Regions from separate parts of the Homo sapiens genome. Here region 1 is linked to region 2. A link is an interaction called in ENCODE POLR2A ChIA-PET data of the cell type or tissue named here. Cell type or tissue: Panc1. All regions are shown on one strand. Each heading gives the region's core, and the rest is flanking DNA. Links, peaks and the distances in the headings are about the cores only. Region 1 has its middle 180 kb from the start of LINC03005. Region 2 overlaps CASC15 (cancer susceptibility 15).

Evidence for each region. Peaks named below come from ENCODE experiments on the same cell type or tissue, not always from the same donor. Only the 100,000 strongest peaks of a DNase experiment are listed, where the experiment ranks them.
Region 1: POLR2A ChIA-PET joins it to region 2 with 10 read pairs; 2 of 35 experiments call an interaction of 5 or more read pairs at or near these places.

The regions. Positions count from the first base shown.
Region 1 is chr6:22,887,635-22,904,280 of GRCh38, forward strand. No RefSeq gene overlaps it. Among named protein-coding and RNA genes, the nearest start is that of LINC03005, 180 kb to the left of the region's middle. RefSeq lists an enhancer at 8,945-9,547. In Panc1, for the core only: no CTCF peak of the experiment used is centred there; no DNase peak of the experiment used is centred there.
Region 2 is chr6:21,802,682-21,819,327 of GRCh38, forward strand. CASC15 (cancer susceptibility 15) reads left to right here. Exons shown (of 12, transcript NR_015410.2): 4 at 1-59. Among named protein-coding and RNA genes, the nearest start is that of CASC15, 140 kb to the left of the region's middle. In Panc1, for the core only: no CTCF peak of the experiment used is centred there; no DNase peak of the experiment used is centred there; H3K4me3 peaks cover 1,368 bases; H3K27ac peaks cover 5,000 bases.

The DNA.
Region 1 (16,646 bases), core at 5,190-10,189, 1.1 Mb after region 2:
GATTCCAGACTTAACTTTTCCCACTGCCTCAAATGGCTTCTTGTAAAAAGCCAAAGTGAAGAAGCCCCGTTTGCAACTTCTTGCCATATCTCTTGGTAATTGGTTGACTTAATTTCTTTGAGGACCATCAGAAGATTGAGTCATATGGAATGGGAGCCAGAGAAAAAGATGATCACAATGTATACACTAATAAAACTAATGTGTCTCCAAATTGCAAAAACACAGGAAAAATGGAATACCTATTATGCCCTTGCCAGATTAACAATTAGGTCCACTGATTTAAATTTAGAAGGACATCATTTGAAGAGATGTCCAGGTATTAAAGAAAAGTATGTTAAAATATTAATTATAAATGAAACTTATCATGCTGCTTTATAAGTTTACATTTCTCTCCTTTAATGGAATGTAGATAGAAATATAAAAATATATGTGAGTGTATATGTATATGTATATACACATATCTTCATAAATAGGTAAACTTATAAATAGGTAAGGGAACCAGGTTAATTAAAATAAATCAAGGGGATTGCCTCTCCTTGTCCCTTGAGACTGAGCTAACCAGTCTACAGGAGCTTTAAAAAGTCAAGTGATACTTAGGTGAGGAAAATAACATTATGTCACTGTTGTCCTTTCAGGTTAGCAAACAAAAGCTGGATACCGCAAATTACATAAGTTTCAGCCAGATATCTTTGCCTGACTAAATTACAATGTTAGGGAATTTCCACTACAGTCCTGGGATGTGCCCTGCCAATACCCTGCTTCCTAATTAGACCTGTTACCTCACTTGACCTACTCTTCCTGCTACTCATATAATTCTATTTAAAAAAAAAAGAAGAAAAAGAAAAGAAATAAATGAGAGTGATTAATGATCTCGTTGGACATGTATTTACCCTTCTACTTTGCAATGTGGGGAGGCAAAGATTAACAGCCTCCTTTAAGATTTCTCCAGCTAGATCAGTCTTGTGCTCTAGGAATTTCATAATTAAAACAATATATTTGTGGAAAGAGCTGTGACTAAGAATCAGCAGAGCTGTTTCACACCTGACTCTGACAGTTAAGTCTGTCAGGTCCTCTGGGTTTCGGCTGCCTCATGTGTAACAATGTTTCTGTTACCTCAGTTTCTCTGTGTGATTTGACTTTGGAAGGTTGAGGACAATATCTAAGAGATGCCACAGGGTTTTGTTCTGTTTATTTGCGGTGGTGTTTGCTTGTCTGTCTTTAAAGCTTTAGGTTTATGTCTATGTTAAAACTGGAATTTCCCAAACAAGCAAGGCAGAGAATGGCCAAATAATCACAAACTCATTGTAATCTTATGGTATCAGTACATCTTAAGGATATCCACTCACATACAGCTATTAGCAAGTTTCAATTCTGATTAAATTCCTCTTAATAGTTGAATGTAGTCAACTTTTTGTGTCTCAATTTTTTATTATTTTAATCTAATAGATTAAATCCTAGAAAACTTTGTTTTAAAATCAAGTATTTACTCTTAAATATGTTTTAATATTTATTAAATATAAAGTCTCACACAGAGCAATTGACTTTATTGAACAGACGTTTACAAGACTAATGGAAACTTCCTATTTGAATTATTCTATGAGATTGTCAGAATAGAATCAAATTGTACTAAACATTAAAATATTCCTCTTTCAAAACCTATGTAATTTTATCTTATCAGTCTATGCCTCAAGGATGTGATGAAGATATAGGGAATCAGAATGGAGGTATGAAAGTTGTGTGGAAAGGATACAGTGGTTTTCAAAATGTAAGGTATTAGTATGTAGTTGCTGCTATTTGAGAAGGATAATTTGACTGATTTCATATAAAATGTACGATAGTAGATGAATGAAGGTTTTAGCGTAATAATAAAGGTTTTAATCGTTTTTAATAAACATAGTTTATTATAGTAACCCTGTTAGGCATATTTTGGACATATTTTAGGATTTAGCCTTGCTTTGCTTTGGTACACTTCAAATACTAAGGTGTCTATCCTCATGTTGAATAAAGGCCAAGTGAATGGTGAGCCATTGGAAAAGCAGATGATTACGCTATTCTTTAGAAGTAGGAAATCTGGCATCAGCTGTCTAAATCGGTGTTTCGCAGAGTTAATTTCATATCACATTAATTCAAACAGGTTTTCTCAACTGTGGTACTCTTGATATTTTTGGCTGGGTAATTCTTGGTTGTATAGGGCCTGTCCTGTGCATTGTAGGATGTTTAGCATCCTGCTACTAGAGGTCAATAACACCTACCCATTTGTGGCAAGAAACAAAGGCATCCAGACATTGCCAAGTGCCCCCTGGAGAAAAAATTACCTTCAGTTAAGAATTACTTTTCTAATGTTTTATCCCCACTAAATGATTTTATGATGAAATTTATATGACAAATTCAGCAATAATATGACTCTCTCTTAAAGATTCACATTTAATATTGGCATGTTAAAGATTCTGAGAATCTTATTGCAAGGACACCGATTTACTCTTGTCTAATTTAACATTTCCCAAATATTTTGATGACAGGATTATCTATATCTTAGTAATAGCCATTTCAGATTTCTATACCATGTTACAAAACACACTGGAAAATTCTGGTGAAATTGAATATCTACACAAGCATTTGATTTACTTATAAGAAACGAGAGTTCTTATTAAATGTCTGACTTATTTCTGTATTTTTTTTTTCTTTAGAAGTAGTTTCACTCTTGTCGCCCAGGCTGGAGTGCAATGCTGCAGTCTCAGCTCACTGCAACCTCCGCCTCCTGGGTTCAAGCGATTCTCCTGCCTCAGCCTCCCAAGTAGCTGGGATTAGAGGTGCCCGTCACCCCACCCAGCTAATTTTCTGTTTTTAGTAAAGACGGGATTTCACCATGGTGGTCAGGCTGGTCTTGAACTCCTGACCTCAGGTGATCCAGCCACCTCAGCCTCCCAAAGAGCTGGGATTACAGGCGTGAGCCACCATGCCCGGACTATCTTTAAGTTCTAAAAAATAATTTAACTAATAATAGACACAACATCAACCATAGTAAGCTAATGAAATTGCCTTTTAGCTCATAACATAGTAGTTTACCAAATTACATGGCAGAGATTCATCATTCCCTTTTTGAGAGAAAAGTATTAGTAGTATTCTCACTTTTATGAGTCAAATAAATAGAGTAGAAAGCAGAAATCCAAATCATATTCTCAGGAGTCCACACTTTTGGTTGCCTGCTCACCTGTCATAGTATATCTTTTGGAAGTAGCCATCTCAGCATACTGTCGCAGGTACCAGCCATGCAATTAGGATGGGATCACATTCCCCTGCTGCATCTCCAGGGGCAATTGGCCTCATCCACTCAGCTCAAACCAATTCCATATTCACAATGACTGGCTCAGTGACAAACACTTAACCCAGGCCTAAACTGCTCAGTGCTTGGCATTTGGATAACTCTTTCCGGACTGCCCACTTGACCTAAGTTGGTCTGGTCAGATAGAGGCCTAGGACTTCAGTGCCATAGTTGGGGAAAGAAAAGCCCCTTGGTCAGGTCAAGCAAGTGGTCGGATGAGCAGATAGTTAGGTTAGCAGATAAGAGGCCTGTGACTGCTGCAACCTTTTGCTGCCAAATGGAAAAGTCACCTTCATGGGAAGCCAAAACATGGAAGAGGATGGAACCAGAGAATTCCAGAGTGAGAGATGTAGCATCCCAATCGAAATGCCTAAAGCCAGATCATTTTCAGTCGTCCAATAGCTCCTTTATTGTTTTGCCCACTTTGTGTTTAGGTTTCTGTCAATTACAGTGGAAACCATTCTTATCAATACACCCGAAAAGGAAATAGTAATAAATGCCATGTCATTTCAGAAATTAGTTATCACAATAGAAAACAAAATACTTGATTTAAAATTATTTTGCAAATTTCAAACCACATTATATTATTATTATTATGCCTAACTTACATCTTCCTAAGCTAGGTCACTGTTAATCACAAACTTCAAAATAGAAGAAAAAAATCAGGTAATATGGTTAGACACAATTAGTAAGGTAACTCCAAAGGAACGCCACAGACAACTTGCTATCTACTTGTCTAGCCATAGGTACTAGCTAGAAGTAAAAAAAACAAATATCTGGAGAGAATGGCCTAGGTGTAGCTTCCTAAGGAGAGAATAGTCAGGGTGAAAAAAGAACTTAGTATGTAACATGATAAAATGTTAACAAAAATAAGCTCTCAGTTGCCTTATTTTTGATAAATAAATGAATGATTCTGTTTAATTATTTAATTTATTGTGGAGAAGTTGGAACGAAGGAAATGATTAAAATCAGTCCAAATATTTGTCTAGTTTTTCCATGGATTCTTGCAAGCTTGTTTCTCCTTTTGATTCCATATCTAAGTTCTAGTTCTTGCAAGAGACACCTTTCTATACTATTCCTGCAGCTAATTATTATAATGCAACTCACTTTCGTCTTCTGAAGTCCAGACACGTTGAAAGTATTGGATAACAAAAGATACTTCTTTAAAGACTGTCACGTGATGGTGCCATTCTAAGAGGTGCCCAAGTTGTCACTGACTAACTCCAAAGGTGAGTTACTAACCCGTGCCTTGGAGGAGCTATGAAAGAATAGTTACTAGAAGCTACAAAAGACAAGAAAAGTGGGTTCTGAATAATTCTGAACATATCTTTAATGTCTTAGGAAGAAGCTTTTGTTTACAAGGGGAAAAAACCCCAAGTAAACAGGATCTAGTGACATGGCCACCTTCGATTAGAGTCTCTAAGAGAAAGGCCTTCCTAGACTCATAATACTCCTAGAGACCTCAACAGCAATACTTTGGGGGTCTTCATTGTACAGTCGGCTGTGTATGATGTGATTCAAATATTCCCCCAGGCCTGCTTTTAATGTCCAACGAAAAAAATAGTTTCCTTACTTTGTACTTAATTTTTTTTTTCTACCTAATGGCTCTGCTTACTCATAGTTTCTGTTACCTCATAACTTTGGCAAAGCCCATCATCATGTTTCCAGGCTGATTTCTACAACATTTAACTTTGGTTCCTCCTGCTAAATGACTCAGGCTCTTAGAATTTCCTAGTTCTGATTTTCAAGAGAATCTCACTTGCTGAGCTCATCTTTTGTAAGCCAGGCCATATCACAGTTTTCTCATCAGCTTTTGGATTGGCTGCCTTTGAGTCCAGTGTCTCATTCTTGGCCTAGGTGGGAATCACTAAGGAGGTGGAAACCTGTGCACTAAAATTATTATGAAGCAGTTTTTCCTGGTAAGGAACGTAGCCATGGTGAACAAGGTATGAAACATATCTAATAGAGCTTAACTCTTGCTAATTAGTAAAGCAAACTCCCTACATCCCATTCATCCAATTCAAAAGTTGTCCCCATCTGACACATTCCATCTATCACATGCATTGTAAATACATTGATACCTTAAGAATAGGATGCTTTTGTGTCAACTCCATCTAGTGCCTCCAGAAGAAATGACAAAAGGCCACATCAAAGACTATTTAATGATATTGGAATCCACTGGGCAATGGTCAAGACTATTGGTCTGGCGGTGGCTCACACCTGTAATCCCAGCACTTTGGGAGGCTGACGCGGGCAGATCACGAGGTCAGGAGATCAAGACCATCCTGGCTAACACGGTGAAACCCCGTCTCTACTAAAAAAAAAAATACAAAAAAATTAGCCGGGCGTAGTGGCGGGCGCCTGTAGTCCCAACTACTCGGGAGACTGAGGCAGAAGAATGGCGTGAACCAGGGAGGCGGAGATTGCAGTGAGCTGAGATCGTGCCACTGCACTCCAGCCTGGGCTACAGACCGAGACTCCGTCTCAAAAAAAAAACAAAAAAAACAAAAAAAACAAAAAAAAACCCAAAAAACTATTGGTCTGAAGCTAGGCTGTCTGGCTATGAAAGTTGGCTCCAATATATAATATCAGGGAAATTACCTTAACTTCTTTATTCCTCGGTCTCCTAGTCTGTAAAATGGGTATGTTCCTCAACTACCTTTTTTAGATTTTTGAGAGGATTAAGTGAATCTATGTATCTAAAGTGCTTAGAAGAATATTTGTCACATAGAAAACTAGCTGTTATTTTAAATAGTACCATTAAAGTATATTGGGTTTTTATTTATCTCCTCTTTGCAATCTGTAAAGTAAACAAACATTGCTAAACAATTGATATACAATAGTGGGAAATAACTAGAACTGTTATAACAACCAACTTTTGCAAAAGGGAAAAATGGGACACAAACCTTTATTTCTGTACCTGATGCCATGTACCATTCACTTGCTCTTGTCCTAAACATATATTTCATTTTCTGGAATAGTTCATTACCTTGTAACATATGGTTCTCATGGCTGGTACTAAAATGTCATTTATTTTGAGATGGTAGGATATTTAAGGGGATGAGTAATTTTAAGAGGATTAACTTGCCGCCTAACATTTTTTTTTTTACAGTGAAGAAAGTCATGATGCTCCCCTTCTCCAGAAAGCACAGAATATAACTTTATTAGCTGCAACATATAGCATGAAATATCAGAATTTCATTCCAGAAGCAAAGCCATTATAATGGCCTAAGTAATTCCAATTACCCCACCATTTCCACTAGCTTAAGCCCAATTCCTGGTACAAATTTGTTTTACTTGAAGTCTTTTTGTTTACTTAAATGTTTACCCAAAGTCTTTTTATAATTAAAAAGATTCTAACTCAAGTGGCCTTAATAAAAAGAGAGCTTCTCTTAAGAATATATGTGATCCAAATCTGGAATAAGAGTGTTGATGGGAATCAAAGAAGGTCTAGGAGCCAGTTCTTATCCATATCTCTCAGAGTAAATGAGACTCTGTATCTTAATGTCTTTTTTCCCTGAGTTTCTATATATTTTAGCTTTAGTTTGCCATATTCTCCACCTTAAAGCCCCTACACGACTTCATAGCTTCTCTCTCTGTGCCTCTTTTGACCTTCAGCAATGACTACTAATGGCTTGATTTTCTCTGTACTTCTCAATTAAAATCCCGGAGAAAGTGAGTGGTACCGGCCTAGCTTATTTTATTATAATTTCTTTACAGCTAGTACATTGACTACTGTTGGTCAATATCCATTTCTGCCTAATTTTTTGTATTTATTATTTTGTGCAAGCTATGTCTTCAGGGGTGGTGAGTAGGGATATTTCACTTAGAAGCTTATGCATGGGCAGAAAGTGTTTTTTGTTGTTATTGTTGTTGTTTTTTGAGACGGACTCTTCCTCTCGTTGCCCAGGCTGGAGTGCAATGGCGTGATCTGGGCTCACTGCAACCTCTGCCTCCCGGGTTCAAACGATTCTCCTGCCTCGGCCTCCCAAGTAGCTGGAACTACAGGCACCTGCCACCATGCCTGGCTAATTTTTTGTATTTTTAGTAGAGATGGGGTTTCACCATGTTGGCCAGGCTGCTCTTGAACTCCTGACCTCAGGTGATCCACCCACCTCAGCCTCCCAAAGTGTTAGGATTACAGGCTTGAGCCACCACGCCCAGTCAAAAGTGTTTTGAATAATAGGCTAATATAATAGCCTAAGAGAAAAGCACATTTTATTCCTCAGGGCATGATACTGACCAACAGATTTGGAGGACCATAAAGAAAACTTCATTTTCAGTGATGTCAATTTGGTAGCTTGAAATCACCCCAGTGGAAATATCTTCTCCTTGGGAAACCAGCAAACTCAACAAATCGGGGCTTCCCCACTCTGTGCCCCACCCTCACTCTTTCACTCTATAGCTGGTTCATCCACACACTACTGCCTCTTACCTTTCAATGACCTTGGCCATGCACCAATACCTGAGTCTATTGCTGTGATGGGAGAGTGGATTAAACAGGTTGCACAGGCCTGAGTAGCTCATTCATTACAGCTTTCCAATACAGCTTTTTCCATACATTTATTACATATGAGACAAATCAGAATGTACAAGCTTTTTAAATTCTTCTCTAGACTGTTAATTCTTACAAAATAAGAATGGCACTCTGAATTTTATTACCGTTATTGAATATAATTCAGCGTTAATAATAAATAGAGCACTCAATCTTATAATTATTTAGAAATTACCCCAAATGCTCCAAAATTAGGTTGTGTGTTTGTGTCTGTGTGCATATTTAACTAAAAAGCAAATATGATAGCATTCAGCAGTTGTAGCTTATTCATATCTGTACAATAAGGCCCTGTTGGTTTGCCCCAAATCATGTGAGCTCCTTTAAAAACACTCTTGTTAAAGTGAGCATAATATGGAGAGACTCAGCAACACTCGCTTATACATCTCTTACAGATACCTGTGTAATCATCAGAAGGTCAGCCTGACCATAGAAATCATTCCTCCTTAGTAGAATAAAGCCTAAATTTAAATGATACAAAACCTTGACATTTTTTATTTGTCCTAGCTGATGCTAAATGTTGACAAGATTCACAGAAGTTCCAAGGCTTCATATGTGATACAATCATTTGATTTCTCCTACTTTATGTTTTAATGAAGCATTTACAGTACATAAAGAAAACAGTTGGCTTTGTCTTAGATTTGCCCCTCATCCAGGGGATTTTTATTTCTAATATATTCCACGTCTTTGGACTCTCCTTCACCAGAAATAAGAATTTGTCCTTTTGAGGTATGGCAGCATCAGAGACAGATGGAAATAAAGATGCAGAAAAAAAACTTGGTTTTGTTCTACACACCTGACCCTCAACTGTACCCAAACAAGACTTGGATTTCCCTACTCCATTTTTGTATCGTATGTCTCAATAAAAGTGGTAAATATGAAAATAAAGATAGCCCCGGTGAATTAAAGACATTACCTAATCATCCAATGCCAATCCTTCCTCTTTGACTACGTATCAAGACTACTTTATAGGAAAAGTGATGAAGATATCCAGCATAATTATTAATAAAAATACATCCACACTAAAGAGATTGAAGATCAGAAAATTAAAGGTGCACCCACTCAGGCTGTATTGAGAACAGCTGGCATGGGAATACAGTCACAGTGACCTTGTCACTCTCTCTGCTGAATTGACTTCGGTATCATTCTTTTCATCCCCATATAGGAAGGAGAAAGCCACCTCCTGCGGATGTGCAGACTTACATGAGGTCTCCCTCCCTTGCTCAAAAGAAAGGTCACGAAAGCTGCATACTGATCACATTCTAAACCTTTTTGCCCAGGCCCCAGTGGAAGCCTGGATTAATGAGCCTGATAAACTCTGATTTACCCTTTAGGATAGCTCGAGAAAAAGACCCCACGGTGATCATTCAAGGTCAATAGGACAGGCCATCACCAAGTAGCAGCTCTCTTAACTTGCTATTGTTCCAAATGCCTTTGAATCACAATAGGCAATGGCAAATGTGCAAACCTTTCTTTCTTTCCCTTTCCTTGGGTGAGAAGGAGACACAGTCAAAGGTCAAAATTTCCAGGATGAAGTGATATGTCAAAGGTTACTAGAATGTTATATTTATCAAAATTGTTATTGATAAAATATTTTTTGTTCATAATCTTATTGTGATGATTTTACATTCAGATGACTCATTTATGTTGCACTGGCATCTCTAATATTTCCTTTTAGTTTTTCAACTTAGGGTGAAAATGGCAATTGGCTATAAAATATTTAAAGCATTTGTGAAAAAAATCCCATTTTGACAGAAATGCAAGCAGTAGATAGATGTACATTGTTTAATATATGACATCTAAATACTCATTGGATTAAGGAATATAAAAATGAGTTATAAATAGTTTAGTTATATTTCTGAATCATCCAGATGGCATAAAAGGATGTTGCTTGAGCTTTGATGAACCTGCAAGCATTTGATCCCCATATAGGAAGGAGAAAATCACCTGTGGAGGTGGAGACTTACATGAGGTCTCCCTCCCTTGCTAAAATCCTTGCTCAAAAGAAAGATCATATAAACTACATACTGATCACACTCTAAACCTTTTTGCCCAGGCCTCAGTGGAAGCATTTCTACCCTCAAGCATTTTATTTCAATTCCAGCATAATTTTCTACATATGTTTCTACCTTGTAGGACCTTAGTCACCTGCAATACAGCCAGTCGGTGGTAGGCCAGATAATGACCCCTAAAGATGTCCATGTGCTAGTCCCCAGAATCTGTGACTCTGTTGCCTTACATGGCAAAGGGGATGCTTTTCCATGTAAGGCAAAGCATCACATGCTGTGATTAAGTTATGGATCTTAAAATGGACAGGGGGTGATCCTGGATTATCAAAATTGGTCGGGGGGGGGCTTGGATTGGGCCCCTGGTGGGCCCAATATAATCAAAAAGGTATTATAAATCTAAAAAGGAAGCAGAAGAGTCAGAGGAGGAAGGGCAGATGTGACAATAGAAGAAAAGTTAGGAGCGATGCCAATGCTGGTTTTCAAGATGGTGCCAAAGAATATGGGCAGCCCCTAGAAGCTGGGAAAGTCAAGACAAGGAATTTCCCTCTGGAGCCTCCAGAAGGAATGCAGCCTTGTCCACACCTTGATTGGAGCCCTGTGAGACCCATTTAGGACTTCTAACCCCCAGAACTGTAAGTTAAAGTATTTGCATTCTTTGAATTCACTGAACTTGTAATAATCTGGTACAATGACAATAGGAAACAAATACATGATCTAATAACTTTATTATATAATTATAAAGAATCTTTGGGGCAATATATATATACTATATATATACACTTATATATACATATATATACACACACATATGTAACCTAATTTAATATCCATTACTAAAATGATTATCAACATATTTCAGTTGATTCAACCTTCCTTTACTTTTCAAAGACTTAGATCACTGTTGGATTTAGTGAAGAACCATGACTAAAATATCAAATTATTTATCTCTTAGTCAACTTAACATAATCCATGTTACCTGCCTTAAAAGTACTTGCAACTGTATTAACCCTTTACAATTACTGATCTAAAATTAAGCTTACTTTATTTAATGTTACTTAGTTTATTGTTGACAATTCAGAAAACAGTATTCTAAATAAGAGATGATGTTGAAATTTTGTTTTATTTTGAGATTAGCTATAAATGCCTTCTACATCTTGGGGATTCTGGGAACTAAAACTAAATAACCCATTCAACTTTGAGGAACTCATACAGTCACCTAACTCTTTAAATGCAATTTACTAAATTATGCAATGGGGTAATGAAAATGATCTAACAAATACACTTGTGTTTTTGTTTTAGGAGAATCTAGTAAGAATGAAATGTTTTATTCTTGAATCAAGTTTAGGAAATTTAAAATATTACCTTTATTTATTTTATTTGTTTATTTATTTATTTTGAGATGGAGTCTAGCTCTGTTGCCCAAGCTGGAGTGCAGTGGCGCGATCTCGGCTCACTGCAACCTCCACCTCCCAGGTTCAATTGATTCTCCTTGCCTCACCCTCTCGAGTAGCTGGGATTACAGATGAGGGCCACCACGCCCGGCTAATTTTTGTATTTTTAGTAGAGACGGGGTTTCACCATTTTGGCCAGGTTGGTCTTGAACTGCGGACCTCAAATGATCCACCTGCTTCTCTGCCTCCCAAAGTGTTGGGATTACAGGCGTGAGCCACAGCACTCAGCCAAATATTACTTTTAAACGTATGATATAGGCACTCAGAAATGTTATCACTCTTAATTATCACTTGCTTACATAAAAAAGAAACTTTGATTTTTATCAGAAGAAATAATACCTTTAATTCTCTTGCATATGTTTAAGAAAATTTTTAACTTCAAACTATATCTGTGCATTGAGAGGTTAACAATAACCTTCCCTGTATCATCAAGGCCAGAAGCAATGATGGAAAGTTCAAGATGAATACTGAATCTGTAAGTGTAAACATTTTTATAGAGATGGGGTGGAAATAAAGCATGCTTTTTCTTGTAGTTTAAGATTTTTCACTGTGAAGTAAGCAAATAATTGCTAAAACTTGGAATCATTACTTGGAAAAATTTAGTATGAGAAACTTCAAGAAGGAAAACAATTGGGTCGCAACCACAGACTATTTGGCTTCACCCCATTTGTTCCCTGAAGGTGCCCTGATGGATGCCAAACTTTCACAATTGTGCAATCTTTACCTTTAGGACTGAAAGTGAGGTCTTAACTGCCTGTATAATCTAGGCAAAATCTGGGCCTAAGTACTAAATACATTTTGATTGTCAAGTTCTCTGAAGTAGCCATTGTAGATCATGCTCAAAAAAATTTGTAATATCTGTTTGTGAGTTTTATTATTGGCAAAGCCTGCCATATCACATTGTTCGTGTGGACATAAGTGAGGAGCTCTGATACTGACCAGGGATTTAGCTTAATATAAGGTGACTGGTTGTTCAATCCTATTGTGCAGCCAATAATAAGTGCCTTCTATCTCACCAAATTTTGTTTCGTAAAGTAAGTAAGTGTGAAGTTAATAAACTATAAAACAGTTACATCTACTACTAAGTGTACACATAATATTTGAAATTCAAACTCTTAGAATAAACAGATATGGAATAAAAAAGAGAGGCAATAAATGTATAAGTTAGAGGATTTTTTGGCTAGACATTTTGATATACATTAAAATTAATTTAACATATATTAAGGAACAGTATAGTTCTAAGTGTTCAAGGAGCAAGGTTTTTTTGTTTCTTTTTGTTGTTGTTGTTGTTGTTTTGTTTTGTTTTCCAATAGGAATAAGTTAAATACTGGCTGAGTGTGGGGACTCATGCTTATAATCCCAACATTTTGGGAGGCTGAGACAGGAGGATTCCTTGAAGCCAGGAATTCAAGACCAGTATGGGCAACAAAGTGAGGCCCATTTCTTAAAAAAAAAAAAGAAAGAAAATAGCCGGGTGTGATGGCACAAAACTGTAGTACTAGCTACTCAGGAGGCTGAGGTGGGAGGATGCGGTGAGCTGTGATCATGCCACTACACTTCATCCTGGGTGATACAGCAAGACCCTGTGTACTCCAGCCTGGGTGACAGAGTAAGACGCTGTCTCAAGAAAAAAAAAAAAAAGCATGAATATATTAAATATTGTACTAAGATTTTCTATACTCAAAGTGCATAATTATCTCAAAGGATCTTTTTACTTCAGGCTACCTGAAGGCAAAATTATAAAGTAAGGAAAGTTTGCATTTAGTATTTCTTTTCCTACTATTTTTCACTTTTAAGAATAAATTTGTGACCCTAGGCCCCAAGCTAACCTGGATGCTCATACAGAGCCTTTTCTTCTTACTCTCAAAATGTTTTTTCTGTGTAAACTGTAGGATTCAGTGCTCTACTCTCTTGATAGTCCTGATTTAAGGGTAAGTGATTGTTTTTCCCTCCTGAGTTCTAGCCACTGTCCTGTTTGTAATGGGCTTATTCACATATTGAGTGATTTCCCCTCACTACCAGCCACGCAAAATGCATGACTCAAAAGTCTCTACCACTTCCATACTTCACAGAGGATCAAAAATGACCTGAAATAAATTATGCAGTCTCAGCTACGTAGACCAGGTTTGAATGTAAAAATGAAAAATGTTCTTTGGGTGGTTATATCTAAATAGCCCTAATGGGTTTCCATACAAGTGAAGTGGGGACTATAACCAAAATTTCATGGGAAATGACACTACTATAAGTAATTCAACTGATGTTACTTTATCCTATAAAACTGAGCTCCAACTGCCCAAGACATCGCAGGTGCAAAATTAATTTTCCTCCAGTTCCCCACCATTCTTGCCTTTACAACTTTTTCTACTGCAGCTAAGGCAGAGCCGTCTCAGGGGATCAAGGCATCATTCTGTCCTTGTTGAATTACATCTTTGAATGTTTTTGAGTTTTCCATTTTTGTGTGTGTGGTTTTGTAAGTTTATTTTTAGAGTTAGTGAGGTTTAGAGACAAGAAAAATATAAGGGTATCTGAGGCTATTTTTAAAGAACTAACACAATTGTATAAAATTATTTTTAAAAGCGGAAATAGGAGTGAGAGGAAGAACAATACAAGTTCTATATAAGTTATGTTTTATACAGTGAGCTTTGTAGCTAGCTGAAATGCTGAGAACTTAACGCAGTATTTGTTTTGTAGCCTTATTAGTCTATACTGCCCTCTAAATTTTCTGTTTGGTTCATCTTCTAAATTCATTTTTACTAATGGAAAATTGATATAGGTTATCTTCTAAATTCATTTTTATTAATGGAAAATTGATAAGAGACCTACATAGAAAAAAAATGACATAGTTCCCAAATTTATGACTGCGGCTTAAGGTGTCCCCATGGAAATCTTGAAGTCATGTTATAAGGGAACAAAAGAGCATTGAACATGAGGTAAGAGACTGGATCTAGAACAATTCCCCTCAGTCATGTAAATTTTGGCAGTGTTAACTCATAAGATGAAGACAAATAAATGAACAACCCCCAAATAACCACCTGAAGTAAATGCACCCCAACTGCCTAAAAATACTCAATGATATATTGCTGCTAATAATACAAAAAGTACAGTTCCTCCTCTGTTGAAGATTATTATGCTCTTTGTCACTATCTGAAGGTATAGATTACCACATCCTTGGCTCCCAATACGCATTAGTGAAGGTGAAGATGTTGACATAAAGGAACGACGATGGATTTGCCCAATGTCACCTAGTAAATTAACCAATGGAGAAAGGAGAGCAAAATACTGCTCCATTTTCAAACTCCATGGCAGAACTCAAACAAACTATACATCCCAACAGATGGAATATGCTTATGTATTCTTAAAACCTAAAATACATGTTTAAAAATAAAGGCCATTCTCTTACTTGTGTGCATTTTTTTAAACATTTTACTCTAAAGTGATTATAGGCATACATATTTTTGCTATTTTTTTTTAAAGAAATCTACAGAATCCAAGTATTTCAAACCTGCCAGGATTCCTTCCTCATTCATGTTGTTTGAGTGAACGATATTTTCCAAAATCCTGTCTGGTGATAAAATCTTATTAGAGAGAATAATAATAAATATACATTACAAATGAAATGTCCTCCGAACCCACACATATAAATACTTCCTTATCAATTTCCTCATAATTAAATAGTTAAGTTTTTGTATTCTATAAGTCATTGTGCTTGGAACTAAAGGTTTATTATTTATTTGTTTTTTTTTGAGATGAAGTTTCACTCTTGTTCCCTGGGCTGGAGTGTGATGGCCTGATCTCGGCTTACTGCAACCTCCGCCGCCTAGGTTCAAGAGATTCTCCTGCCTCAGCCTCCCAAGTAGCCAGGAATACAGGCACCCACCACCACACCCGGCTAATTTTTTATATTTTAAGTAGAGACAGGGTTTCACCATGTTGGCCAGGCTGGTCTCGAACTCCTGACCTTCAGGTGATCCACCCGCCTCAGCCTCCCAAAGTGCTGGGATTACAGGTGTGAGCCACCGTGCCCAGCCGGAACTAAAGTTATAACAAAATAATAGACATGTATTTGTCCCCAAAGTTCTTATAGTTTACTCGGTGAAATGGTATTTATTTATATCTTTAAAATTTTCCTTGCCGAAACACATGGTAACTTCTGGCACTCTCAGTTTCTTATATCGTCCAAATTCTTACTTGTAGAACAAGACACAACTGGCCAGCACAAGTTAAATGCCAAGTAAACAATATAGGAAATAAAGGCAAAACTGTACATTAAAAATAAAGTCACTTCTATAAAATTTCTTTCTTTTTTTTTTTTTTTGAGAGGGAGTATCTCTCTGTCGCCCAGGCTGGAGTGCAGTGGCGCGATCTCGGCTCACTGCAAACTCTGCCTCCTGGGTTCAGGCCATTTTCCTGCCTCAGCCTCCCGAGTAGCTGGGACTACAGGTGCATGCCACCACGCCCGGCTAATTTTTGTATTTTTAGTAGAGACAGGGTTTCACCATGTTGGCCAGAATGGTCTCAATCTCCTGACCTTGTGATCTGCCTGCCTCGGCCTCCCAAAGTGCTAGGATTACAGGTGTGAGCCACCACGCCCAGCCTGATCTCTCTCTCTTTCTTAGTGGGTTTTATGATTTTGCATTTACTTTCTTTTGTGAAATTTAGTTTAGTCATATTTCAAGACATTTTCATTCATTTTGGGATTGAGCTCCATCCTTTTAAATGGAAAGAGGGCTGGGTGGAATATGTAAAAGTGGGTGACCTTTATCCAGTGACGAAATTGAGAGAGAGATTTATGATCTCGAAACATATGTGTCTACATAGATGGCAAATCTCAGCATTTCCAGCCTCTGCCACTGCCTAATTTCCTTCTGCCACATTGTTTTGCGGCAGTGTTCAGTCATTGTCTTCCTCAGTATGTTTCAATTGACGGGAACATTTACAAATGAAATCCTTACTAAAGGTGAAGTAAAAGGATTTTCTCCTTTAAGATCTGAATTTAGGAACTGTCTTTCCCCATAACAGCTGATGACATCTCTTGTATCTAGGAACAGAAGGGAGAATCCATCTGTTGGCAGGAAGAGAAAAAAAGAATGTACACAAGGTAATGCACATTTGCAATTTATTCTAAACACCAGAGACAGGAAGTGTTGAGTTGAAGTCTCAAAGCTAAATGTCTAGGTGCAGTCTTTATTATTATATGCAATAGTCACATTTAGAGTGAACTTAAGATATGATGCTTTGAATAGCCACGTTTCTTCCCCTGAAATCATTTTTTAAAGTATAATCTATAATCTTAAAGATAGTGCCATGTTAGA
Region 2 (16,646 bases), core at 4,230-9,229:
GGTGGGTTTGCTGAAGCATTATCACAAGACAGTCAGAATGACTGATGAGTGCTCTTCAGGTAGGGAAATGCTGCCAGCCTGGTTTGTATTTTGTCTTACCAAGAGTTTTGCTCCTTAATTTTCTATTTCAGTTATGAATAATCCCTTTTCATGCTAGTAGCCATAATCACATTATAAAGGATTTAAAATTTGTCATTTCCTGGTAGTATTTCTTACAGCGTAAGCATTTTTGGTTCATGTACGATTATTCTCCTTTTATTTTATTTTTTAACATGAGGAGATATCATAGGCCAATATTAAGATTTCCTAATTTTAATGTTAAGAGCTAAGCACATATTCTGGTCAAGTAGAGAAGTTAAAGAGTGACCAGACTTTATCTGAAATGGTAGGAATAGGAGACATGCTGTTCCATGATGTACCTTGACACGGTTTTTAAAAAGCAACATTTATGCCTGAGAATCTAATGAGTTTGGTTAAAAGGAGATCTAGTAAGCCAATATTCATTCATTTCTGCCTCTCCCCCTAGATTCCTCCAATCATGTTTGTTTCTGTGTCTTCTTTTTTTTTTTTTTTTGAGATGGAGTCTCGCTCTGTTGTCCAGGCTGGAGTGCAGTGGCGCGATCTCGGCTCACTGCAAGCTCCACCTCCTGGGTTCACGCCATTCTCCTGCCTCAGCCTCCCGAGTAGCTGGGACTACAGGCTCCTGCCACCATGTGTGGCTAATTTTTTTTTGTATTTTAGTAGAGACGGGGTTTCACCGTGTTAGCCAGGATGGTCTCGATCTCCTAACCTTGTGATCCACCCGCCTCGGCTTCCCAGAGTGCTGGGATTACAGGTGTGAGCCACTGTGCCCAGACCTGTTTCTGTGTCTTCTTAAATTTAGAGACCGTTAGCTTTGTGTGTGTGTGTGTGTGTGTGTGTGTGTGTGTGTGAGAGATGGAGTCTCACTAGGTTGCCCAGGCTGGAGTGCAGTGCCTATTCACGGGTGTGATTATGGCACTCTACAACCTTGACCTTCTGGCCTCAAGTGATCTTCCCTCCTCAGCCTCCTGAGTAGCTGGGATTACCAGTGTGTGCTACCATGCTCAGCAATCTTTAAATTTTTTTGGTAGCTATTTTTTTTTTTTTTTGAGACAGAGTCTCACTGTGTTGCCCAGGCTGGAGTGCAGTGGCGTGATCTTGGCCCACTGCAACCTCCTGGGTTCAAGTGATTCTCCTGCCTCAGTCTCCCAAGTAGCTGGGACTATAGGTGCCTGCTACCATGCCCAGCTAATTTTTTTTTTGTATTTTTAGTAGAGATGAGGTTTCACTATATTGGCCAGGCTGGTCTTGAACTCCTGACCTCAGGTGATCTGCTCACCTCGGCCTCCTAAAGTGCTGGGATTACAGGCGTGAGCCACCGCGCCCGGCCTTGGTAGCCATTCTTGTAGAGCACTACACATCTGTCTCTGACTGAACAGGCCCAGAGATGTGGACAAGTTGGTCTCATAGAAACTTATTTTCAAGTTCGTCATGTGAGAAGCCCAAGGGAGTGGAGGACAGCCGTATATCTGGAAAGTGAAAACACGTAGCTGTACTTTTTGGGCAAACATAAAACTACATTTGAATATAGTAAATTCTTAGATAACTGTGAGCCATGGCCAACCAAAAGCATGGCACATACAAGGAACATGTGCCGGGTGGACCTTGAATGATCACATTTAACTTTGTGTCTGTAGAACTTGTGTTTCATTTTATTTTTCCCTTCCAAAGTTGTTTTTTGTTTGTTTGTTTGTTTTGTTTTTTTTGAGACAGAGTTTTGCTCTTGTCATCCAGGCTGGAGTGCAGTGGTACAACCTCAGCTCACTGCAGCCTCCACTTGCCAGGTTCAAGTGATTCTCCTGCCTCAGCGTCCCAAGTAGCTGGGATTACAGATACGTGCCACCACGCCTGGCTAATATGTTTGTATTTTTAGTAAAGATGGAGTTTCACTGTGTTGGCCAGCCTGGTCTCGAACTCCTAACCTCAGTTGATCCCCCCTGCCTCAGCCTCCCAAAGTGCTGGGATTACAGGCGTGAGCCACTGTGCCCAGCCCCTCTCAAAGTATTTTGAGTGGAACATTGTTCATAGAAGAAGTTACATCTTTTCTGGGGTTAGGATGTACATTTCATTAGGTCCTTCCAGATACTTAAAAGGTTCTCCGCATGCTGGTAGAATATGTGGTAATTCTCAGTTGATGAATTATATGATTGTGGCAGTTTGAATACGTAGATATTATAGATGTTGTAAATGGTTTTGTCAGGCAGAGTGAGCTACTATTTTAAACTAGCAAGAATATTCACTTTAACAGGCAGTTTCTTATTGGTGGCTAAGGCTGTTACAGCTATGTCAGTACTTTTTAGAAAAGATAAGCTGAAAGTATTACTCATTTATATTTATAAATCTAATCCTATGCATAACCAATGTTGAGCATTCCAAGCATTAATCCCGTGGTACTTGGCGTATAAAGGCCATGTGGAGCTAGACCTGGAAACACACCGTATACTCATCTCTTTTTGAATCTATGGGTATTTTTCCCCCTTTGGGAGTTCATTTTTCCTGGTTGTTCTGGGGGCTCACTGAGATGTAAGAGTTTCAGATTCTGGTTTCTTTGCGGAAAGACAGCAGAGTTCAAATTAGGCTCATAGACATTCTTGCCTAGTTGCCAATAATTCCTTACACAGTGACGATGGAGGTAAAAGAACACTGAGCAAGCCAAGAGCAGGGAGGGGAAGAGAGGAATCTCAAAGAATTCAGATGGGCCTACAAGGCAATTAATGTCAATACATTTCCTGTTTCCCACAACTTGGTTAGAGGTGGAGCTTGCAGTGACCTGAGATCGCGCTACTGTCCTCTAGCCCGGGAGACAGAGTGAGACTCTGTCCCCCAACAAAAAAAGTACAATTTTTGGCCAGGCGCGGTGGCTCACGCCTACAATCCCAGCACTTTGGGAGGCCGAGACGGGCAGATCACCCGAGGTCGGGAGTTCGAGACCAGCCTGACCAACATGGAGAAACCCTGTCTCTACTAAAAATACAAAATTAGCCTGGCGTAGTGGCACATACCTGTAATCCCAGCTACTCGGGAGGCTGAGGCAGGAGAATTGCTATAACCCGGGAGGCGGAGGTTGCAGTGAGCCGAGATCGTGCCATTGCACTCCAGCCTGGGCAATAAGAGTGAAACTCAGTCTGAAAAAAATTAAAATAAAAAGTACAATTTTTATACTAACGATGGCTATGTTATATATATATATATATATTTATATAATTTTTTTAGACGGAGTTTCGCTCTTGTTGCCCAGGCTGGAGTGTAATGGCACGTTCTCAGCTCACTGAAACCTCTGCCTCCCGGGTTCAAGCGATTCTCCTGCCTCAGCCTCCCGAGTAGCTGGGATTACAGGCATACGCCACCACGCCCGGCTAATTTTGTATTTTTTAGTAGAGACGGGGTTTCTACATGTTGGTCAGGCTGGTCGCGAACTCTCAACCTTGGGTGATCCGCCCGCCTTGGCCTCCCAGAGTGCTGGGATTACAGGCGTGAGCCACTGTGCCCGGCCTTTTTAAAAAAACTTTTTTTTAGATGGAGTTTCACTCTTGTTGCTCAGGAGTTGCACCTGGAGTGCAGTGGTGCAATCTCGGCTCACTGCAACCTCTGTCTCCTGGGTTCAAGTGATTCTCCTGTTTCAGCCTCCTGAGTAGCTGGGATGATAGGAGCATGCCACCACGTCCAGCTAATTCTTGTATTTTTAGTAGAGATGGGGTTTCATCATATTGGACAGGCTGATCTTGAACTCCTGACCTCAGATGATCCACCTGCCTCAGCCTCCCAAAGTGGTGGGATTACAGGCGTGAGCCACCACGCCTGGCCAGTTATATCTTTTTACCTGACGAAAACTGTAAACAACTTTTGGCATTCTACGCCTTTCAAAACAATTCAACTTTTTTTTTTTTTTTTAAATTTAAATCATGGAATTCAGATGAGCCTTCAAGGCAATTAATGTGAGTTAGGTCATATTGAACCTGTGTTTAGAGATACGTAAGGACTTTGATTAGTGCCCATCTTGTGCCAGCTTGTATTTCCCGTTTAGAGTTGGCAAAGGACAACATGTTGTAGCATTGGTCTTAGATGAATTATTGGTCTTAGGTTTTATTACCTAAAACCTGGATTTATTTATTTTTAACAATTAACCGAACTGTGACATCAATATCAGTTCCCATTCTTTGGTCACAGTTTAGTCATTTGAGAAAGGGTTGAGAGGCTTTTTAGGAGAAAAATTCATGCACATGCAGAGTCTACTCTAACACAGAACCACCTCACATTGAGTTTTGAAGCTAAATGATCTTTCCACGGTAATTATAATTAAGACCAGTATATTACAAAGAATCAGTTTACCAAAAAGAACTTTAAAAACCCTGAAGAACTAGGCCACATGCCTAGTTCACACCTGTAATCCCAGCACTTTGGGAGGCCAAGGCAGGCGGATCACCTGAGGTCAGGAGTTCGAGACCAGACTGACCAACATGGTGAAACCCCATCTCTACTAAAAATACAAAATTATCTGGGCATGGTGGTGCATGCCTGTAATCCCAGCTATTTGGGAGGCTGAGGCTGGAGAATAGCTTGAATCTGGGATTCTGGGAGGTGGAGGTTGCAATAAGCCAAGATCATGCCATTGCACACCAGCCTGGGCAACAAGAGTGAAACTGTCTAAAAAAAAAAAGGCCAGCTGGGGACTGAGGAGCAATTTGGGGTTATGTTGATCTTCTTGGGCTGGCAGAGTCTCTGGGCAACAGAGTTCATGCAGCTGGATTAAGGTTGCACCCTGTAGTTTCTCTTTCCACTTGGACAGAAATGGAGGTGTTGGGCCTATAATCTGGTCCTTGCCCAAAGCCAAGTTAGTGTTATGCAGTATTTCTGTTTTGAACACATTTGTCCTTATTTTCCCTTTTCTCTTCTTGCCCACTAGTAGGGAAAAAAATAATCCGAGTTATTTGCTTGGGTGGAGCCACTCTTTGATTGCAATGCCCCAGGGTTTTCTAGGTTAACAAATTGGAGCTTTCCAGCCGGCTGAGTAGGGGTGGGCTACAGCTCTTCTACCCTGCCTTCTCATATTCCTTTCCTTCCTTCCCACTCCAGAAGAGAAAGCAGAGGCCTGGTTGCTGAGTGTGGAGGACATGCTGTTTTGGGGAGCCTAGGGACTGTTGACCACAGCTGTGTCTTTTTGTGGAGAGGAGTTTCAGCATATTCTTGGAAGGTGTGGGATGCAAAATATACACCTTTTAGTTGAGTACTTTTGTAATGCAGCCCTGTGTGCCTTAGAGCTCAGAAACACTGGGGAAGGAGGGTGGGGTAGTTGGACGTGAGGGTGAGGATGGGTGGGGAGGAGGCGTAAATCTCCTGGGCTCCATCAGGGCAGGAATCAACATCCCAGGAAGCAGAGACAAACCCTTTGGCTTCTGTCCTTGTGCTCCATGGGTGAATCAGAAAGGACCGTGGTCAGTTATGTGGGAGTGCAGAAAGCCAGCCAGCCAGCACGATTCGCCTTGGAGGAATGACTTCTCATGCTGCCACCTCCTGCTTCTCTGCTGGGGGTGTGGAAGAAACAGTATGGGATGTGGGCGGTTTTCTGCTGCAGTTTATTGAACAAACAGCTGCCCTCCTCCATTTCTCTCCCTCCCTTACCCCCATCCCGCCACATCCTTCTTCCTGGGGCAGGGTATAACCATGCTGTAAACTTTGGTAGTGGGAGAATCTTGCCAATACTTTCTGAAACAGCAACTTTTTTTTTTTTTTTTGGCTTGGAACTGTTAGTTCAAAGCTGGAAACAGAGTAAATAAAATTTGATCTAGTCATTCTAGAAATGATTTGTATCAGTCCAGAAAATGGCCAGAGTCCAGTAGTTTGAATCTAAAAGAGCTGAACTAAGATAAGGTAAGGAGCCAGTTTTTTAACCTGGCAACCACATGCCCCAACTTGAAAGCCTGTTTGCTGCTCTTCTTTTGTTATCATAACCTCTTGAACAGAATACGCCATTTGAAACAACAGTAAACGCTTCTCAGTGGATAAGTTTATGACCTAGTTTTTGACCAAGAGCACTTACGGGATTGAACGGCGCGGGGAAGAGCAAAGGACCTTGGACACCATTCGCCAGGAAGTTCTGTGCAAACCGGGAGCTCGGGGCTCATTAGAAGCCGGAGACATTAAGCAGCAGCTGTTTTATGGTGTGAACTTTTGCACAGAGGATTTCAAGAGGCTCATTCTCCTCGGAAGTCTGTTTGCAAAGTGGTTCTTTCTTGGCTGTTGCTTCATCCTTCTTCAGAGGCCTATTTTCACTCCGAGTGTGAGCATTTCATGCCAAACCCAGCCATGACCTTGTGGCTGCTGAGCTGCCCGCATGGCCTGACCCCACAGGTCTTGGGATGGTGTGCGCAGCAGAGCTAAACCAGGAGGGGTGTCTATCTCAGCTCTGCTGGCTCTGGGGCTGGTCGCACCCTGCAGACTTGGAGTTGAGGACCAGAAACGCAGGGGGATGTTACAAAAGGAGCGTGATCCTGCAGCCCCTTTCCTCTCTCATAAACTGGATGCTTGGCCCTCCATCCTCTCTCCAGCTTTTTTCGTGAACTCTTGCACCCACTCTCAGCCTTCCCCTCTGCACTCTATTAAATCTGAACTTGAGTTCTTGTTCCGCTTAACATGGGAAGATATGCTTTTCAAGGAGAAGTATGAGAAATGAATTAAAATATATCTACAGTTTACTAATGGTGGTATAGGCCTTAGAATATGGTTAACGAAATTTCTTCCTCCTTTCTTTTCTCTTCCTTCTCTCCTTCCTTCCTTTGAAATTGTTTTTCTTTTTATCCTCCCACTTGTATTTGCTTTTACAGTGAAACTACTCAACAAAGCATACTTAGATGTGTTTTAGAAAGAAAAATCATTCTCTCTAAAGAGCACTATTAAAGGCATGATGCAGTCTGGGATCCATGAGAATATAAAACACAGAATTTAAAGGGTCAAAGTTAACGTTAATTATCTATTAACATGATTAATATTAGTAATAAAACTTACTGAAATGATTGGGTCCCATTTTTATATTTCACATTTCTTTTTTAGTAATGTACATCTTGTATATCACAAAAGATTTACCTATTTCTGTTCTTTTATCATTGACACATGAAATCTATATACAAAAAGATTTTTAAATGGGGGGAGGCAACATTCCTATCATCTAATGGAGAAATAATTATATACATGAAAGTGCATGAGAAAATAATATTCAACATTACAACTGTTTAGGCAGTGTTTTACATTTAAATTTAAATTTAATTTACATTTGAAAATGTAAAAGGAAAATACAAGACTGCATGTGCAATATTATCTATGCAAAAGTACACTGTCGAGTGTTTAGAAGGAACCATGCCAGAGAGTTTATAGTAGTTGAATATGGATTATGAACAGTTACTTTTATTTTTAATTTTTTGGGGGACAGAATCTTGCTCTGTCACCCAGGCTGGAGTGCAGTGGTGCGATCTCAGCTCACTGCAGCCTCTGCCTCCTGGGTTCAAGTGATTCTCCTGCCTCAGCCTCCTGAGTAGCTGGGATTACAGGTGCCCACCACCACACCCGGCTAATTTTTGTATTTTTAGTACAGACAGGATTTCACCATATTGGCCAGGCTGGTCTCAAACTCCTGACCTCAAGTGATCCACCCGCCTTGGCCTCCCGAAGTGCTGGGACTACAGGCGTGAGCTGCCACGCCAGATTATGAGCATTTAAAATTGTTTTCTTTTTACATTCTCTTTCCTCAGTTTTCCACAATGAGCAAGCAAATCTTTTATAATTAGAACATCTAACCTTTATTAAAATACTTTAATAAGGATATCTTCCTCTCTGTTCTACCTATTTTTGTGACGTGGTTCATATTAATATAGGAATTACAAAACTTCAAAAAGTTATTCTTGTTTTAGGTCTGTTCATATTTGGAAGGCTTTCAATTTTATGTATACCTCACCCCACTTGGGGCCAGCCTGGGAGCTGTGGGTTTCCTCCCAGAGAGCTCTACTTAGAGAACAGGGCATTTCTTGCCTACTGTGGTAGTCTCCTTCATCTTCTCCTTTTTAAATAATTATTTTGCTGGGTGCAGGGGCTCACACCTGTAGTTTCAGCACTTTAGAGGCTGAGGTAGGAGGATGGCTTGAGCCCAGGAGTTCTGGACCAGCCTGGGCAACATAGTGAGACCTTGTCTCTATTAAAACTTTTAAAATGGCCAGGCACAGTGGCTCACGCCTGTAATCCCAGCCAGCATTTTGGGAGGCCAAGGCGGGAAGATGACCTGAGGTCAGGAGTTCAAGACCAGCCTGACCAACATGGAGAAACCCCGTCTCTACTAAAAATACAAAATTCTCATGGCATGGTGGTATATGCCTGTCATCCCAGCTACTCGGGAGGCTGAGGCAGGAGAATTGCTTGAACCCAGGAGGCAGAGGTTGCAGTGAGCTGAGATCATGCCATTGCACTCTAGCCTGGGCAACAAGAGTGAAACTCCATCTCAAAAAAGAAAATAAAAGAAAAAAACATTAAAATTAGTTGAGCCTGGTGGCACGTGCCTCTAGTTCCACCTACTCAGGAGGCTGAGGTGGGAACATTGCTTGAGTCCAGGAGGTTGAGGCTGCAGCGAGCCGTGCTCACACTATTGCACTCCAGCCTGGGCGCCAGAGAGACCCTGTCTTAAAAAATAAATAAGTAAATACATAAATAAAAATTAATAAATAAATAAGTAAATCTCTCACTGCATTGCTCAGTGATTCTTTTTCTTTGACTTAAAGGACATACTCTTTTACCCTGCTCATATTATGTTTCTGGTTTTTTTCCTTCTGGGATTTTCCTCTCACCCCATTGTGTTGTTTCTGCCCGTGTTCCTTTTTCCTCCACTGAGGAGATGATCCCTGAATTACTTTATTGAGGATGACTCACAATCAGGGAGCAACAAGTCGCCAATAAAGTTGACAGTGCTTCTTAGGGACCCCATTTGTGGCAATAAAATTTGCAACTAGGCAAGAGAAATTTCAATTTGCAATACAGTGTTTTTAATTGTTCAGATACGTCTTTAAAATACAGTATGGCAAGTTAAAGTCACTTACGAACTGCTGAGATTTTTCTTACCAAAAAAGGTGCTGCCTAGAAAGAACTTTTCAGCAGTGATGCTCAGTTGTTGGCTCAAACATTTGCAGTCTGAAATGATGAAACTGTGCTTGACACATAGTACAGAGGGACATGTTTCTTCCATATCTTGATTGGGAGAACCTTTGAACTAGAAGTGGCACTACCCAGGTTGGTGAATTGAGTAGATCCTTTAGGTACTGGTGCATTTTAGCCCTGGATCCACCTTTTATGTGCTACATAATAGAAATGAAATGAAAACTATTTAACTTTCCCTTGCTGCCTCCACTTTTTTTTGTTTGTTTGTTTCTGAGACAGAGTCTCACTCTGTCACCCAGGCTGGAGTGCGGTGGCACAATCACAGCTCATTGCAGCCTCAACTGCCTGGCTCAGACAATCCTCCTCCCCGGCTTTTTTTTTTTTTTTTTTGATGGAATCTCACTCTGTAACCCAGGCTGGAGTGCAGTGGCACGATATCAGCTCACCGTAACCTCCACCTCCCAGGTTCAAGCGATTCTCCTGCCTCAGCCTCCCGAGTAGCTGGGATTACAGGTGCCCGCCACCACGCCCGGCTAATTTTTGTATATTTAGTAGAGGCGAGGTTTCACCATTTTGGCCAGGCTGGTCTTGAACTCCTGACCTTGTGATCCACCTGCCTTGGCCTCCCACAGTGCTGAGATTACAGGTGTGAGCCACCGCGCCTGGCCTTTTTTTTTTTTTTTTTTTTTTTTGATTCTAAAGGCACACATATTAGAAATTAGAATCTTATGCTGGATAGACATCTCTCCCCTTTTTCCTGTTTGCCCAGTTTTCAAAGGTTAGGGGGAAAACAGTCTCCAGAGTTTTTATGCTTTCTCAATTTGTAACATGTGGTGGGATAGCATATAATATGTCATTTATATATTTCTGTTTCTTGCCTATATTTGCATTTCTTATTTTCTTCCTGTTCTGTCTTGGTATTTCCCTCCATCTCCTACTCTATCCCTAAATCCTTTCCAGGGTGCAAGTCAATAAATATCTGAAATTATTGCCTATTTCTGATGTCTTTCATTTTGTGTCATGCTTTATAAGTTCAAAATTCTGTAACAGTGACCATCACTTGTTACTCTTGAACATATCAGTTATTTCCAAAGTATTCTTTGTTATTGGATAGTCAGTGAATGTCTGGGGCTGAATGAAGATATTCTGGGTAGAATATGCAGTACTTTATACCTAAAAGTGAATTGTAGGAACACTGAATTACTAACTAGATGAATAGCATAGCAAACCATCCGCTGAAACCTAACAAAAGTAGCTCATTTGGGGAGTGAGTTTTGGAGAGTCACTCTGCCTCTGTTCTGTAGATTGTGGCAAATAAACATGATATAGTATACATTGTGTGTGTGTGTGTGTGTGTGTGTGTGTGTAGGTGTAATACTATCTATTTGAAATGACAATGTAAAATGAGCAGGAGACCTTTTAAGACCAACAAGGAGCTTCCTTTATCACTACTGATTCTCGTGTCGAAATAGAGCTTAGAGAATCTATGATGAAAACACTGTGACCCAAGTTCACACTCTAAGGTCAAACTTCCAAAGTTCAGCCCTTGTCCTTGTGAATCACTTAACCTTTCTGTACCTTCGTTGCCTCGTCTGTACAATGGGAATGCTGCATAGGGCAATTGTAAATTCTCCACTCTGAATGCCATCCGGGTAAGTCCCACCTGACTGAACTTGTCGATCTTAGAGCTGACCTGTCCCACTGGAGGAAGACCTCAGAGACCATTCCCCATACAAAATTTGGCCTTGCCATCGTCTGTCTTGGGCAAGTCGTTTTAACCTCTCTGACTTCAGTGACTTCTTGTGAAATGAGATGATGGTGCTATGTGATCTTTTCCCTTAAACCTCAAGCCAAACAATAGGTCCAGGCATAAGTCCTGCTTTTTTTTTTTTTTTTTGAGACGGAGTCTTGTCCTGTTGCCCAGGCTGGAGTGCAGTGGCCTGATCTCGGCTCACTGCAACCTCCTAAGTAGCTGGGATTACAGGCGCCCGCCACCACGCCTGGCTAATTTTTTTTGTATCTTTAGTAGAGACAAGTTTCACCATGTTGGCCAGGCTGGTCTCGAACTCCTGACCTCGTGATCCATCGCCTTGGCCTCCCAAAGTGCTGGGATTACAGGTGTGAGACACTGTGCCTGGCCGTAAGTCCTGCTTTCTACATGAATAGCCCTGTTGAACGAGTGAGAGCGAGGGACAGGGACACATTGGGCATCTGCACTGTGTGGGGTGTTACCTCATTGGCTTTCGCACTGCTACCAACTAGACAGGGATGGGCAATACACTGACTTCTTTGATTCCAGTCACCTTCATCCTTCTTATATCCTATCTAAGTGATTTACTTGCCAAAAGCAGAGGACATTTCTGGAAGAAAAATAATCCATTGTGGCTGGGCGCGAGCCGAGATCGCGCCACTGCACTCCAGCCCGGGCAACAGAGCGAGACTCCGTCTCAAAAAAAAAAAAAAATCCATTGTAACATAAAAATAAAAACAACACCCAAGAGGGCTATATGTGCTTGTTTTCCAGCAGGAAAACCTCGCTGCCTTCCCTGCTCATTCTCTCTCCAGTCCTTGAACCTTTTCTTTCCTTAAGACTTTTCCCCAGGTCGGACTTAATGATGGACTCCAGCGTTGGCATGGTTTTGGTTGGGTCTGCATACTCCGGTAAGGCAGAGAACAATGCTCAATCTGTCCTGGCTTCCTGAGGCTGAAGGGCAACCCTCTAGTAGTGCACCTTGTGTCTGAGCTGTTTGTTGAGCTATACTTAATTTGTGTGTGTGTGTGTGTGTGTGTGTGTGTGTGTGTGTGTGACAGAGTTTAGCTCTTGTCACCCAGGCTGGAGTGCAATGGTGCGTTCTCGGCTCACTGCAACCTTGGCCTGCCTGGTTCAAGTGATTCTCCTGCCTCAGCCTCCTGAGTAGCTGGGATTACAGGCGCCCGGCTAATTTTTGTATTTTTCGTAGAGACGGGGTTTCACCATGTTGGGCAGGCTGGTCTCCAATTCCTGACTTCAGGTGGTTCACCTGTCTTGGCCTCCCCAAATCCTGGGATTACAGGCATGAGCCACCATGCCTGGCTGCTATACTTAATTTTTAAGGAAAGTAATTGTTCATAAACACACAGAAAAGAGCAAAAAAATCTATTTCTTTTCTACCAAGTGGGTCTTGATGTTTCCATTCACATCTTTCTCATGCAATACCTAACTTGCCAGTAACGAGATAAAGAGCTTCAGTGGGGAGGGAGGAGATTTCCTCAATCCACCTACATTTGATCAGATTTTCTAACTTAAAGAATTGAAAAACTCTATTGTGGTTTTTCAGAAGAAATTACGATGATATAATTTATGTTCAGAATATTTTTTGAATCAATTCTTTTTTTTTTTTTTGAGACAGAGTCTTGCTCTGTCACCCAGGCTGGAGTACAACAGCGCTATCTCGGCTCACTGCAGCCTCCACCTCCTGGGTTCAAGTGAGTCTCCCGCCTAAGCCTTCTGAGTAACTGGGATTACAAGCACCCGCCATCATGCCTGGCCAATTTTTGTATTTTTAGTAGAGACAAGGTTTCTCCATGTTGGCCAGGCAGGTCTGGAACTCCTGACCTCAAGTGACCCACCCGCCTCAACCTCCCAAAGTGCTGGGATTACAGGCGTGAGCCACCACACCCGGCCTTGAATCAGTTCTTTATCTGAGTGCTAGATTCCCTTTGAAAAAGAAGATTCTGTTTTTTTCTCATTTTTTTTCTGTAGCATCTTAGAACTGCAGCATGTGCAGAGTTGATGCTCAAGACATAATTAATGGGTTAATGGATAAATGAACATCTCCCTAAACCTTGTCCTCCCCTCTATTTTATTATACTCTTGGCCAGTGCCATTGTTCTTGAGAATCTCTGCTAAAGCCAAGTGACTTGGTTTGCGATCTCTTGCACACAATGTATTAGTTTTCAGTTTTTACTTTGCACAAAGTATTCTCTCTCTCCAGGTTGCCCTCCTTCCCCCATTTAGTGTTTCACATTTGTAATCATTGACAAAATCTAACCCCATACTCAAACCTTCTTGTAGTCCTCAGCTTGTGGCCCTGTCCACCTCGAGCTCCTCCTCACTCGGCAGCTCTCCATTTTCACCTTAGTCATCAGCAGACACTAGACTGACTTGCTGTGTTTGGAGCACCCAGAAGCTGAGGTTTTATCCTTGGAAACGGAGGATCTTTACTGTGATGGAGGATTTGGGAGTGTAAAATTTGAGTGTGTGGTGGAAGGGACAGTTCATCTTCTGGGACAGAACACCCGGGGCAGACAGATCCCGGAAAGCTGGGGCGGTGCTGGTGGCAGTCCCGACACTGTGCCTGCATTGATGGGTTCACATGTACCTGAGATGAAGCGTCTTTCAAGGATGACTCTTTCACAGGCCTTCTCCTTTCTCTGACACTAGTCATTAAGAGATTAGATTTCTTGAAATATCAGCAGTTGTTGGCCCCCTTGCTGAATAAAGCTTGGTAGCCTAAGGAGGAAGGGATTTCTGAATAGATTTTCAGCCCTGAAAAAATGCTGAGTTTTAAAAATAAACATTCATGGTGTAATGTACTCTTTTACCTCCTGCGAACGGGCATATGCTTTTCAAAAATGTAGTTACAGTCAAGGGCATTTAGAGGTGTTTGTAAAGAGGAGGGGGAGAGAGAGAAAGAAAGAGGGAAAAAAAGATTCTTTTGTTTCTCCTCCTAGTTTGTGGCCATGGCACAGTGTGATTTGAATACTCCAATTCTTATCATATATAAACTTTGTGTTGGGAAGGAATGGCTCAAATTGCTTCAAGATTTACACAGGGTTTTTTGTTTTTGTTTTTTTTTTGAGATGGCGTTTCACTCTCGTCGCCCAGGCTGGAGTGCAATGGCGCGATCTCGGCTCACTGCAACCTCTGCCTCCCGGGTTCAAGCGATTCTCCTGCCCCAGCCTCCGAGTAGCTGGGATTACAGGCGACCGCCACCATGCCTGGCTAATTTTTTGTATTTTTAGTAGAGATGTGGTTTTACCATGTTGGGCAGGCTGGTTTCGAACTCCTGACCTCAGGTGATCCCCCTGCCTCAGCCTCTCAAAATGCTAGGATTACAGGTGTGAACCACTGCACCCGGCCAGTTTTTTGTTGTTGTTGTTTTGAGACAGAGTCTTGCCCTGTTGCCCAGGCTGGAGTGCAGTGGTGCAATCTCAGCTCACTGCAACCTCATCTCCTGGGTTCAAGCGATTCTCCTGCCTCAGCCTCCCGAGTGGCTGGGATTATACGCACGTGCCACCATGCCTGGCTGATTTTTGTGTTTTTAGCAGAGACGGGGTTTCACCATATTGGCCAGGCTGGTCTCAAACTCCTAACTTCGTGGTCTGCCTGCCTCGGCCTCCCAAAGTGCTGAGATTACAGGTGTGAGCCACTGTGCCCGGCCAGTTTTTGTTTTTTAAACCAATGTTTATACAAGAAGAGTTTGGAACTTATTCATGAATAAAGTCATTCTTTGGCCTGTTGTGTAGCAACAAGGAGTGCTGGATTTTATGGAAGATGGCTTGTGGTACTGAAGTATCAGGAGAAGGAATGAATAAGGGTGAAGATTCAAACTGGTAGTAACATCTAGAAGCAAACTAGGAGAAAATTATTTCACGAAGGGAAGGATGTGACTATTGATGGGAAGGCTGTAGCCACCAATCTGAGAATACTTTAAAACAAAAACAGAGATAGAGCCTGGCATGAGCAGTTTAGGATCAAAATGAACAGTAGGCCCTAGAAATTTGTAACATTGATGTTATCTTCTCTATGAATCGTTGGTGGGGTCAAGAAATAATTTTCATCAGCGTCTTGACTTGTGTGGCCAATTAAGCAAACGTGTGTCTGCAGTGTAAGCCTGTTAAGTGGAAAAGGTTGGGCCTACTGGGTATAATTGTAATTGAGAACAGCCCATCATCTCTCTTTTAATTTTACGAAAATAAATGCATATTCTAAGTAGAATAAAATCATGGTTAAGAAAAGAAAAATGTTACATCTGTATCAGTATGTGGATTTCATAGGATTTTTTTCCTTCTTCTGTGGGACCTGAGATTCATTTGAAGTAACCTTGGCAGAAAGACCTTAGTTAGTCAGACTCTAAAGGATATTTTGAGCTGGAATATAAAAAGCACATGTAATAATTAATGTAACAGCAGCTAAAAGTGCCTGAGGTCAGTAGTTGCTACATCTATATTGCATGTAAACAAAGTGTTAGCCAAAACTACTTTCAGAGAGCCCTAATTACGTCTGTTTTAATTTAATTTAGTTTGATTTAATGATACTTTTTATATGAATTTGCTTCATGGTTACTCTGTTGAATTTCCTTTCCCTGAGAAGAACCCATAAGAGATTTTTTTCCCCCAAATGATTTAGTTTGGTGACTTTGGATACAGCCAAAGCATTGTATCTTACGGCATAGCATCTTCAAGTGGAAGAATGTACCAGATATAAAGTCAGTAATTTAAGATGAATTAAAATTTTGTTTAGTTTTTAAAATATGAGATTTACATACAATGAAGTACAAATATCTTATTGGTGTATTTGTGTGTGTATGTGTGTTTTGTTTTTGTTTGTTTGTTTTTTGAGATGGAGTTTTGCTCTTGTTGCCCAGGCTGGAGTACAATGGCGCGATCTTGGCTCACTGCAACTTCTGCCTCCCGGGCTCAAGCGATTCTCCTGCCTCAGTCTCCTGAGTAGCTGGGATTACAGGCACCCATCACTACACCTGGCTAATTTTTTGTATTTTTAGTACAGTGGGGTTTCACGATGTTGGCCAGGCTGGTCTCGAACCCCTGACCTCAGGTGATCCACCTGCCTTGGCCTCCCAAAGTGCTGGGATTACGGGCGTGAGCCACCGCCCCAGCCAGTGCATTCCTTGAGTTTTGACACATGCATATCCTTGTGTCCCTGGGACTCCTATCATAATATGGAACATTGCCATCACCTAGCTAGTTTTTTCTTGCTCCATCCCGTCAACCACTGCCTTACCACCTCCAAGGGCAACCTGTTTTGTGTTGTTTTGTTTTGTTTTTCTTCCCCATTGTCCATTCGATTTGCCTGTTCTAGGGCTTCGTGTAAATGAAGTCTCATAATCTCTGCTCTTTTGTAAGGCTTCTTTCATGCGTAAGCTTAAATTTAATAGTTTTTCACAATGTATTTAATGGAAGCTATATCATAAGAAGTGGTGTAGAAAAAAGAGTGGTCCTGTTTCAAAGAAGAAAGAAGGTAACATTCATTGTTATTTTGAAATGGCTAAAGTTGAAAATGTTTTTTATTGATCTATTTGCTAGTTAGAATTTTAATTGTGATAATTGTAGATTTACATCAGCTGAAGAAACAATGTAGCTTTACCTGGTCTCCCCTAGTGATAACATTTAGCAAAACTGTAGTACAATATCATAACTAGGATTGATAT